2 separate regions of the Homo sapiens genome follow, and region 2 is linked to region 1. Evidence: chromatin contacts called from ENCODE Hi-C or POLR2A ChIA-PET data. All regions are on one chromosome and are shown on one strand. The core of a region is the stretch at or near the end of the contact, and the rest is flanking DNA. Distances in the headings are between cores, read along the strand shown.

Region 1 (5,533 bases), core at 2,218-4,717:
CCCACTCAAGGAAGGTGCCCTGAAGTATGCCGATTTCAAATCGTGATTCCCAAAAATGTGCAGCAACAGTTCAGTTCAGTGCAGGTTGAGTTCAGACACAGGAAATCATACTCAGTTATACATGTGCTTCTTTCTTTCCAAAAGGGGAAAAAAACTTGTTTTTAAAAAAGTATGTAAAATTTTATACACACGTATGTGTATGTGTGTGTGTGTATGTGTATATATTAGAAGATGCTTACTTCTGAGGAACATTTTAGAAATTCTTTTCTAGTTCTTACTATGTAAATAATCACACTCTGCATTTAATCTGTTAAAAGTGTCTGTAGGCATTGGCTTTTAATATATCTAAAAAAATGGTACCTTTTTTGAACTGATGGATTTAAAAAATGAGATTCCACTGTGGGAGCTTACACTGAAAAGTAACTAGGTAGTTTTTCCTAGAGTTGCATTTTAAAATTGCTCATTGACTCACATTTGTGTAACATTTCCAGAGTAGTTTAGATAAACCAACAGAAAATAAAGCTGATTGTCACCATTAGTGTTACCAATGTATATGACACAGCAGGTAACACAGGTGCAGTTTTAAAGTTTCTGGTTGTATGCATTTCATGTTACAGCTTTGAAGGGAAAGAGTTACAGCTCAGTGGTAATTTTCTCTTGTTTCTCTCAGTCTGTCAAACCTTTTCCATGGGCAAGAAGAAGCCCCACAAATAGCAAATTTATAGGCTTTAAATTTCTGCAGTTGTTTTGGCTGTTTGTATTTCTTGTGTATTGATGAAAATCTCATAGGGAAGGCTTCCCCACATTTTAAAGGACAATAATTTGGTCTTAGCTTTTCAGCCTCACAGAAATATTATTTTTTAAGTTACAAAAAAATCCCAGAATAGGCTGTTAGAATTTCAGCCACCTTATATGCCTGTAATCATAAGACTTTGCATCTCAAAGAAACTATAGAAATTATTTATTCCAACTTACTTTCGTAGATGAACCTTAGCAAAATAATTTGTCTTTTTCTCAAAAACAACAAAGAAACAATCAAACAGGTCACATCAGCAACTCTAACTGACACTGCTAGTTTTCTCTTTCATCGAATCAACTTTAACGTATCAAAGTGGTTTTGGGAGCTGAGTTTCTGGAATTTTTATTGGACTTGTATGTATGTGCTTGAGGTACTGGGGGGTTATCACATGGTGAGATCCTACTAAGACAGTGTCTCATTTGGTGCTGTTGACTTTTGGTCTAAATAGGTCTTGATTGTGGTAGGATTTCAGCAGCATCTCAGGGGTCTCTACCCACTAGATGCCAGTAACAGCTCCCTAGTTGTGACAATCAAAATGTCTTTAGATATGTGATAATTATCCCCTTCCTGCCACCTTGGAGAACTGTACTAAGAGTGGAAGCCACAAACGCTATCTGACATCATCTTTTTAAGGATGTTATCAAGCAGATAACTGGTTTTAGTTTTTTTGTTTGTTTGTTTCTGAGATGGAGTCTTGCGTTGTTGCCCAGGCTGGAGTGCAGTGGTGTGATCTTGGCTCACTGCAACACCCACCTCCTGGGTTCAAGCCTCAGCCTCCAGAGTAGCTGGGATTACAGGCGCACACCACCACGCCTGCCTAATTTTTGTGTTTTTAGTAGATACGGGGTTTCACCATGTTGGCCAGGCTGGTCTCAAACACCTGACCTCAGATGATCTGCCCGCCTCAGCCTCCCAAAGTGCTGGGATTACAGGTGTGAGCCGCTGTGCCTGGCCTGGTTTTAGTTATTTCAAACTTGAAAGCCTAGTGTTCCCCCTGGTTTCCAGTTCTGGCACCAACAATTTGGATTGAACAAGAGGATTGTACTAGGGATTAGTTAGTATAGTCCAGGGCCAGTCCTAGAAGCTGGAGAGCCATTCTGATGATATATGCTTCCCTTGGAATCTGTCAGTATCAGTAACATTGTGTGACATGCAGGCAGCTCTGGTAGTTAATGTCACATGCTGGTGCAGAGACTGTAGGATTCTCAATGGTATAGCTGGGCTGGCAGAACAGTGATGTGGATGCATAGGCCATTAGTTTGCAGTCTCTTTTTTTTTTTTTTTTTTTGCCATAAATGCAGCCTATGTGCAGTGCATTGCCTACACATCTGCTTTGAGAGTGAAGAGTTGATCCTGTATGGCTAGGATTTGTGTCTGGTTTAAATGAATCCAGCAAAAAGAAGAAAAAAATTCCTTCTTTATCTCATCCCCATATTGGTATAATCAGAGGCTTTTAGGATAAATGGGTATACAGTAGGTATTTGAGGGATTGTAGTAGCTGATTTTAGATGATTGCTGATTTATTAGAATTTCTGGTTAGAGATTCCAAGGCAGCAGGGCTCGGTGAACTATGACCTATGCGCCAAATTCAGGACCTTTGATTGTGTAAATAGTTTTATTGGAACACCTCCACTCCCATTTGTTTGTAACAAATGCAATAACAGATAAACACGGTAATTCCAGTATTTATTTCATAAAACATCTGAAACATTCTGAATCCATCAATCAGCAGTCACCATGGTTATTCTAAATACTCATCTGATCAAGTTCCTTATTGATTCAACTATTTCCCAGGACTCCCATGGTCTAAGGCAGAGTCAGCAAACCATGGCCTACGGGCCAAGTCTTCCTTGGTACCTGTGTTTGTAAAGAAAGCCATGCCCATTTAATTATATGCTGTCTATGGCTGCTTTTGCACTATAGTGGCAGAGTTGAGTAGTTGTCATACAGACTGCAAAGCCTAAATATTTACTGTCTGGTTCTTTACCAAAAATGTTTATCAGTCTCTGACCTAGATAGTCTCTGGGTGAGTCTCTCTCTCTACTGGATTTTGTGTGTGTGTGTGTGTCCCAAGTCTCTTTCACGCCTGTGTTTGGATTCGCTCACGACATCTTCATAAGGTGCACACATAAAATGTAGCATTTCTCTGCCCTCTGAAAATGCTTCTTCTAAGTGGCAGGTCGAGAGTTGTAGTGGTTAGGAGCATGGGTTTGGAGCCAACTGGTTTGTCTTTGCCACATCCTGTCTGCATGGCTTAGGCCCTAGAAGCACAAAACTGCTTTAAAGTGGGGTGTCAGTGCCTCTCACCAAGGACTGTGAGACATGAGCAAAGTGCTGTGTGTCAGGTGCCTGACATTGTGTGCTTGTTGTTGGCTGTTAGTGTGACTTGTGACTAGTACTCAAACAATAATAGAACTTGAAGAGTATCTTCCCTTCCCCAACCCATCCTTGTTTTGGTGATTTGAAAAGAGACTTCTGAACTTCTTTGGGATTTGGCAACTCCAAAGTGATACTCAGAACTCCCGGGCAGCCCGTGTGGAACATTCAGTGCGTTTGTTCTTGGAGTGTGGAGGGCTTTTCTGTGTATTAACTCTGTCAGTCCAGAGAGGAGTGTGTTGGCTTTTGCCTCCCAGGCAAGTGTAGAGCCAGAGCCCTCTGCAGGTCAGCCCCATCTGCATCTCCCAGCCAGTGTGGCAGGGGCCATGCCTGCCAGTGACGTCTCGGGAATTGTGTCATGGATGGTGCCACTCACCCGAGTCAATGCTATTCTTGTTTCTGAGGTGAATTGATCTCTGTCTCCAGCAGCCTGACCCAAATTCTGATCCCTAGTGATCACCTCTTATCTAACAGGACAAACCCGGTCCACTTGTGTTCTCTAATGAACAGTAATGGAAATCTGAGGCAAGGTGACATTTCCCCTTATGGTCCATCCACACGTTGTTAACCCTGGCTTCTCTGGGCTGGGGTACTGTCCTAGAAAAGCTGCCAGCTCAGGCTCAAGCAGCTGTGGGCTCCCAGCTTCTCTCTGCCGACCCCCATCCCACTTTGCCTGCTGCCTGTTTCCTCCTTGACCTCCAGGTTCTGTGTGCCTGTTCTTCCCTACGTTCTGCCTGTCTCCTGGTTCCCTGAGCTTTTTAGTCCTGGACTGGCCCTTTGGCTTCTGTCTTTCAAGCCTGGTCCTTCAGGAAATGTCTGTCATTGGCTGGAATATCCCCCACATTTTGTGCATACAGTGAGAAACAGATGGACAAAGGCCCTGCTCTCATAGATGCTTTGTTATCTTTGGAAGGGAGAAATAATAAGCAAGAGAAAGTCAGATAGCAGTACATTCCAGGAAGAAAAATGGTGATAGGGTTTAAAATATCTGAGGGGCTACTTTGCACTAGAAGGTCACCTCTCTGGAGGTATCTTTTAACCAGAATGACACACGGAGCAGCCAGGTACAGTGGAAAGAGAGAGGTGGAGGCAGAGCATGCCAAGGAGAAGGCACGGCGTATGCTAGGTCCTAAGGCCTACTCCAGGGTAGAAGGGAGGCCACTGTAGCTAGAACGAAGCAAGCAAGCAGTGGCATGGAAGGTGTTGAGGCAGTGAGAAGCCGGCAGCTTATGCAGAGCCCTGTAGGCTATGACTTCTGGTATCAATATGGATGTTCTTATGCAGAAACCAGATGTTGACCTCACCCTATAGTTCACTGCTTTCTCTATGGGAGGAAGGAAGTTTTTTCCTTAAGGAGGCACACACGCCGGTTGGAGAACCAGCATAGGGCTTTTGGTTGCTGGTTGGGGGCAGTGGAGAGGTAACTGCTTTGGACTTCCGATTGGCCCTCATTGGCTTGGGATGCTATGTCTAAGATGTTAATACCATTTAGGGCTGCCGAAGATTGCTCTGAAAGGTTAGCAGCTGCCCTGTGTTGCAGATCCAGATAACGTTCTGAGATTCGAATGAGAGCTTTTGCAAGTGTTTCCTTCCACCTCTCTTGTGAAAAAGGAACAAAAACAGGTTGGATTTCATTAAAGATGCAAGCATGTAAAGGGTTTTTTAGTTTGTTTTGTTTTTCCACTTTTTTTTTGTGTCTCTCTTCCTACAAATAGGGAAATATGGTCAAGGAATAGGAATGGTTTCTTTTTTCTTTTTCTTTTTTTTTTTTTTTTGAGGGCTGGGACTGTTGTGGGATAATGTGGAAAACCACTGTTGCCAAAGTAGAAATCCCCTGCCCTTGAGGGAAATACACTGTTCTTGAAGTGAAAATGGTAGGGAAAAAAATAGCTGGGCTGTTCAGTGTGTCTGAGAAGGCTTTTAGTTACTGTATGGTGACGTGGCTGGTGTGATTAAAGAAAGGGCTTTCTGCTTTAAAAAGCTTGGAACCTAAAAATGGGCCTCTCTGTGGCTTGGGACTTTTCCAGCCATCCTGTGGTAGAGTCCAGCCTGCCCAGTATCCTCATCAAAGCCAGGCCAAGTTCACAAGCACGCCCAGGCCAGTCAAAAGGTCTGAGGAAGACCTCAGAAATGTTTTAGACAGGAGGAGTAAACTCAGAATAAGGGGCTCATTCTTCTACCCCTCAGTCATTAAGACCCTTTCTTTCATGCAGCACCACTACTTCAAGTCTGGATTGAGGAGGGATTGCACGCACATGTGTGAGGTTGGAGTCTCAATCTCAATGTGATTGTCATTGCCATGTTCAAACGATGAGGCTTAGAATGTCCCTTGTCTTACCTGATGGTCATAGCTCTCTA
Region 2 (5,533 bases), core at 1,780-4,279, 180 kb after region 1:
TCAGTAACTCCATTGATCACTGTGTGCTTTCATTCTTCCTGTCTGATGACAGCTGTCCCAATGGGATGGGCAGAGTGTCAAAGGCCAGCCAGCAGGTTTCCTGTCACCTAAGAAAGCAACGGCCACCAGTGATCACTGTGCCCCCATTCAGGGTCTCACAGGTCTGTACAGTCATGCTGTCTGCCTTAGTAGCAGCATTCAGACTCAAGTTACGTTGCGACCCATGGCTTAACAGGGGCCTGGATTGTGATGAAAATCACCATGAATATAAGGAGTCATTTGAGGGTCTTCTGTCTAGTTGTCTGTCTCTGGTGGTGCCCAGGGCTGTATGGGTCCTGGGGCACTCTGCTTACCCACTCACCCACTGTGCATCATTTTCAGAAGAGTAAGCTGCATCCTAATATCCCTCAATAATCCAATATGTTTCTTTTCATCTCTGAATTATTAGACCTTCCTGGAATTCTATTTGCAGCTGATAGGAATCCAAGTTCTAGGTTTCCTGCCAACTCTTCAGTGAAGCATTTTGCTCATTAACCACCAAAACTCATTCGGGCTGGAGTAGTCAAATCCCCTCATCATAGGAACACATGAGTGGAGGGCAACAGTGGGTTTGCCTGCCTTGTTGGAATCAGGATCCTTGATTTAAGGAGACTCTAAGAGAAGCTAGCACCAAGTAACCTAGTAGTAACCTATAGTTGCCTTTCTCAGCAGGCAATGCCTTTCTCAGCATTTCCTCCTTCAAGGAGATGGGAAGAAGCAATAACCCTAAGAAATCATCAGTATCATCATCTTCCTTTTTCTGATGAGGAAACTAAGGCTTCAGACTGTTAGGTATTTTGCCCAAAGGCTCACATAGCTGGTAAAAGCAAGAGGCAGGATGTGCTCTCAGGGCCAGCTGCCCACAGAGCCTTCGGTGGGTTTTGCTTTGCTCCTTCTTACTGTCTTTTGGCTCATTAAAAGTAACACAAGGCCGGGCGCGGTGGCTCACACCTGTAATCCCGGCACTTTGGGAGGTTGAGGTGGGCAGATCACCTGAGGTCAGGAGTTCGAGACCAGCCTGGCCAACATGGCAAAACCTCGTCTCTACTAAAAATACAAAAATTAGCTGGGTGTGGGGGTGCACACCTGTAGTTCCAGCTACTGAGGAAGCTGAGGCAGGAGAATTGCGTGAATCCAGGAGGCGGAGGTAGCAGGGAACCGAGATCGCACCACTGTACTCCAGCCTGGGCGACAGAACAAGACTTCGTCTCAAAAATATATCTATACAAGCACAAGGTTAAAAAAAAAAGAAAAGAAAAATGGCAACAGTATGCCCTCTGGATGCAGCTCTGGGCCAGCCCCTCTTCTGGTGCTACACCCACCTCCATGCCAAGGGGCCCGCCTGGCAGCATGAGACCCTCATATCCCTGTGGTGGCATTCCACATGACAGACAAGGGAGGGACAGAAACATTTCCTCGGCTTGCGTCAGTGCTAGGAGCCCTGGGCCCTGAGATTACTGATCAACTCCTCCTCCGCACAGATCTGGAAAGGAAACGTGAGGAAAAGTAGGCTACTCTAGAAGGACACACATTGAAAAGTACATCTCCTTACCACTCCTGGTGCTGGTACTCCATGTTACTGCTCAGTGGCAGTCCTCCAACCCTCTCCTCACCCCCGAGTCCTCCTTAGACCTGCTGGTTTCCTCTATTCCCTCTAGATCCCAGGGTCAACTGGCTCTGCCCCACTCGGAGCACTTAACACACATTCTTGGTAGGGGGTGCCATATTCCTGCTCATCCTATCACATGCTACTTAGACTTCTATTTCTCCAGTTCTTGAATATACGAAATGTTGTACAGAAGATCCTCAAATAATGTCATTTTGCTATAATGTTTAGAATGAAGAAAGTTGATTCCTGGTCGGGCCCACTGTCTGTGTGGAGTCAGCCCATTCTCCCTGTGTCTTCATGGGTTTTCTCCAGGGTCTCTGGTTTTCTCCCACATTCCAAAGCTGGGCACCTGAGGTGAACTGGCGTGTCTACATGGTCCCAGCATGAGTGAGTGGGGGTGCGCATGAATGCACCCCGCGATAGAACCATGTCCTGTCCAGGGCTGCTTCCCGTCTGGCACCCTGAGCTGCTGGGATAGGCTCCAGCCGCCCTCAACACTGAGCTGGAATAAGAGCGTTCGAAAACAAATGAATCGATACAAATTATTGTACAATAAAACTTCATAAAGTCTACGATAATCATACACATGCAAGAAATCAGAAGGGAACAGACCAGCTGGTGGAGGCAGGCCTGATTGCGGTGCCATGTTAGTGATTGATTGATAGTGAATTATGAGGTGGGAGGAGGCACTTCTTACGATTTTCACTTCGCAAATGTGTATTCCTCGATTGAACCCACCACCACAACTGCCGTCACTCACTGATTCACCAAAAATTGAGTAAATAATTTATCTTATTTGTATTTATTCATCTTTCTTAAATGTGTGTATAGCTCACATTTGTTTCAATGTTTAATATTAGAAGTGTTTTGGGTCTTTATTTAGAAGTTTGGTGATGTTTTTTGACAAGAAATGTACCATAGGAACTTAACTCTTGTTAATATCAATTAGCCTGTTGTAAAATTGGTTTCTTTATATTGTCATTTCGCTTAACGTTGCAGTTTCTGAGAGACTATTGACGACACTAAGTGAGGACTTACTGTGCTTGTTTTCAACCAACCAGCACTAAGTCCCTACCAAAGACACAGCACCATATGAGGTGGTGTCAGAAGTGTCTGCAGTCTCCTTGGCGTGATCTTCACCTCACAGCGTCAGAACCTTGCCATTGAGATAAAAGTAGCGCTTATGAAACAGTGTCGTATTAGGTAACTGCCAAGATAGGGTAGACACAGTGCCTTTGGAATCAGAGAAGAGAACAGACCAGCTGGTGGAAGCTGGTCTGAAGATGGGCCTTGAAGAGCAGAGGCTCTAAATAGCCTGGCTGCATAAGTGTTGATGGTGATGATTGAGAATAGCCACCCTTCACGGGCAGGCGTGGTGCCAAGCTCATCACAAGTATGACCTCTCATCCTGGAGCCCTTTGTGGAAGGCACTGCTGTTGGTCCCTGTCTTGAGGTTGAGTAAGCTGGTGGTTAGGGAGGTCAAGACCTGGGCTGAAGGCATATTCCAGCTGAGCCCCAATCCAGCCCATCCATGTGGCTCCCAACTCTTCCCCGTCCCTGTGCTCTCCCAGTGTGCCGCCTCCATTGCTAGGGTGGTTGGCAGGGCTGGGGATCCCCAGCTGTATCCTTGGACCTGTGGCTGATGGCTTCATTGTCGTTCTAGGACTTCTGCCATGGGCAAGTGATGTGGCCACCCCTCAGCGCCCTACAGGTCAAGCTTGCTGAGCCCGGGCAGTCCTGCAAGCAGGTGTGCCAGGAGAGCCAGCTCATCTGCGAGCCTTCTTTCTTCCAGCACCTCAACAAGGACAAGGACATGCTGAAGTAAGTGCCCTGGGGTGGGGGTGGGGACTCAGCCCCTAGACTCCAGCTGGCCTTGTTGGGTAGTCAGGTGAGAGGTACAGGTTTCCTCTTCCAAGCTACTGGGCTGTGGGGATAAGGTGTGGGAGGGGAGTAGGTTGCAGCAGGATCCCCCTAGAGAGTTAGCCCAGTGTTGTTACCGTTCCTTTTGGGTGAGATGAAGTCACCTGGCATGATGATGTGTTTAGAATTTAAATGGGAGTGTTGTATTTGCATAAATAAAGCTGTATCTGGGTTTGAAGATTGTGGGAGGTGTTCGGCTTGCTAATGTTGACCCCAAGAACAGTGGGAGTAGAGGTGGGCACAGAGCCACAGGTATAGATGGACCAGCTCCTCAGACCCCTGCTGGTAGCCAGGCCTCCAGCAGAGTCTGAGCAGTGCAAGGGGCTGGTGGCAAGTGACATTGTTCAACCCTGGAGTCAGAAAGGAATGAGAAACATGGAGAAGGAGCCGGCACAAAACTGCCCACAACAATCTCCAAGAGCAGCCTTCTCCTGCGGCCTGTTCCCTTTTGCACTTTCTTCTAGCTCACTGACACATGGTGCATCTCAGGCCCCAGCAGACCTGAGTCTGCGGGGTCTCTTGGTAATGAGGCGAGTGTGGCACTGGGAATGCTGGCCCAGGGCTGCACAGGGGAGGCGCCTTCCTTGAATTTCTTACCTTGTGCTTGCATTACTTAGTGGCACCTTTCCTTTCCCTTTGCATTGGCATTTTGAGTTGGGCATTTGCAGTTCCCAAATTTCCGTGTGAGGTTTCTTCTGGCCTCTCACCCATGATCTTTGACAGGCTTGAATCCATTCTCTCAATTTTTATCACACCCCACCGTAGTCCACATATTGCATAATTATCTAGCCTCCCCACCCACCCACCACCTTAGTAGCTCTGATTAGGTGTTTTATGCAAGAGACTAGCCTACAAATAATAAGACCCTGCTGTCCCAACTCCAGATATTCGATCTAGCAGGTGTACCATTCCAGGCTTGAAGAGGATGTTTAGGAAGTGGAGTGGACCTGGGGCTCAGGGCTCACCTGTCCCTGTTCAGGCTTCACGCCCTGTTAGTGCTGTTGTCCACTGTTGTTATTTGTGCACCATGGTCTGAGTTGGCCTGTTTCTTGTGAGTCGTCTTATCCTTAAGTGTGGTATAAAACCCTTCGTAGGGAGAGTGTGTGGCCTCTTGTGTCCTGCCTGCTGCAGGGAAGCTCTCATGAGTAGGGGTGTAAGCTATGTTTTTTTTTGTTGTTGTTGTTGTTGTTTTTGAGACAGGGTCTCTCTCTTTTGCCTAGGCTGGAGTGCAGTGGCGCGATCTTGGCTTACTGTAACCTCCACCTCCTGGGTTCAAGCAATTCTCACGCCTCAGCCTGGGACAAATAGCTGGGACTATAACTGCACGCCACCATGCCCAGCTAACTTTTGTATTTTTAGTAGAGACAGGGTTTTACCATGTTGGCCAGGCTGGTCTCAAACTCCTGGCCTCAGGTGATCTGCCCGCCTAGGCCTCCCAAAGTGCTGGTATTACAGGCGTGAGCCATCGTGCCCGGCCCTGGTGATGCTATTTTTTTCCTGGTCTTTTTATGAGAAGACCCAGGCACAGAAGCTGCCCTGATTCCACCATGAAAACAAAAGCATAGGTCAAAAGTGGGGGCTTGGGGCGGCACCCTGCTCTGCCACCAGGCAAGCTTTAGGAGGGGGCAGTGGTCCAGGATGTCTGGAAAGCCTGTGATGGTACTGGAAGTTTCCAGTTCCACAGCGCAAATCTTGAATTGTAGGGTCCTGTGAGGGGCTTTCCATGCGCTCCTTTTGCATATAGCTCTTGGAGTAAGGTGGATTCTTGAGAACCCTGAGTCTGTCTGCATCTGAAGTTGGAATTCACTAGTTACAGACTAGGGACTGTCTGCATAAGCCCACTTCTGGAAGAAGAGATACGAGAAGCCGCATCCTGGGAATGGGTCCAAATGGGACTCCTGAACAGCACGGCTTCCTTCCTGGCCAGGCAGGAGTCAGTGCTCTTGGCCCAGGGACTGTGCTCAG

What was found. Hi-C counts contacts between places; a loop is a spot of excess contacts on that map. ChIA-PET counts read pairs that join two places held with the same protein, here RNA polymerase II (POLR2A). Pooled maps may share reads with other maps.
Region 2: a loop to region 1 is called in a map of dorsolateral prefrontal cortex, with 2.2 times the contacts of the local background. The contact joins two enhancer-like sites. A Hi-C loop is called at or near these places in 1 of 168 maps with a recorded cell type or tissue (dorsolateral prefrontal cortex) and 3 of 50 pooled maps. POLR2A ChIA-PET finds 5 or more read pairs at or near these places in 3 of 52 experiments (Caco-2, GM10248 and H1).

What each region holds. Positions count from the first base shown.
Region 1 is chr2:134,255,769-134,261,301 of GRCh38, forward strand. The region is part of intron 1 of MGAT5 (alpha-1,6-mannosylglycoprotein 6-beta-N-acetylglucosaminyltransferase); the gene reads left to right. Among named protein-coding and RNA genes, the nearest start is that of MGAT5, 4.5 kb to the left of the region's middle. RefSeq lists an enhancer at 3,339-3,468. Within about 2 kb of position 3,468, at least 11 of the 41 ENCODE cell types and tissues checked have a DNase peak (open chromatin) inside an H3K27ac peak, as active enhancers do.
Region 2 is chr2:134,438,447-134,443,979 of GRCh38, forward strand. MGAT5 (alpha-1,6-mannosylglycoprotein 6-beta-N-acetylglucosaminyltransferase) reads left to right here. Exons shown (of 16, transcript NM_002410.5): 15 at 3,312-3,469. Among named protein-coding and RNA genes, the nearest start is that of MGAT5, 190 kb to the left of the region's middle. RefSeq lists an enhancer at 5,275-5,533. Within about 2 kb of position 3,030, at least 3 of the 41 ENCODE cell types and tissues checked have a DNase peak (open chromatin) inside an H3K27ac peak, as active enhancers do.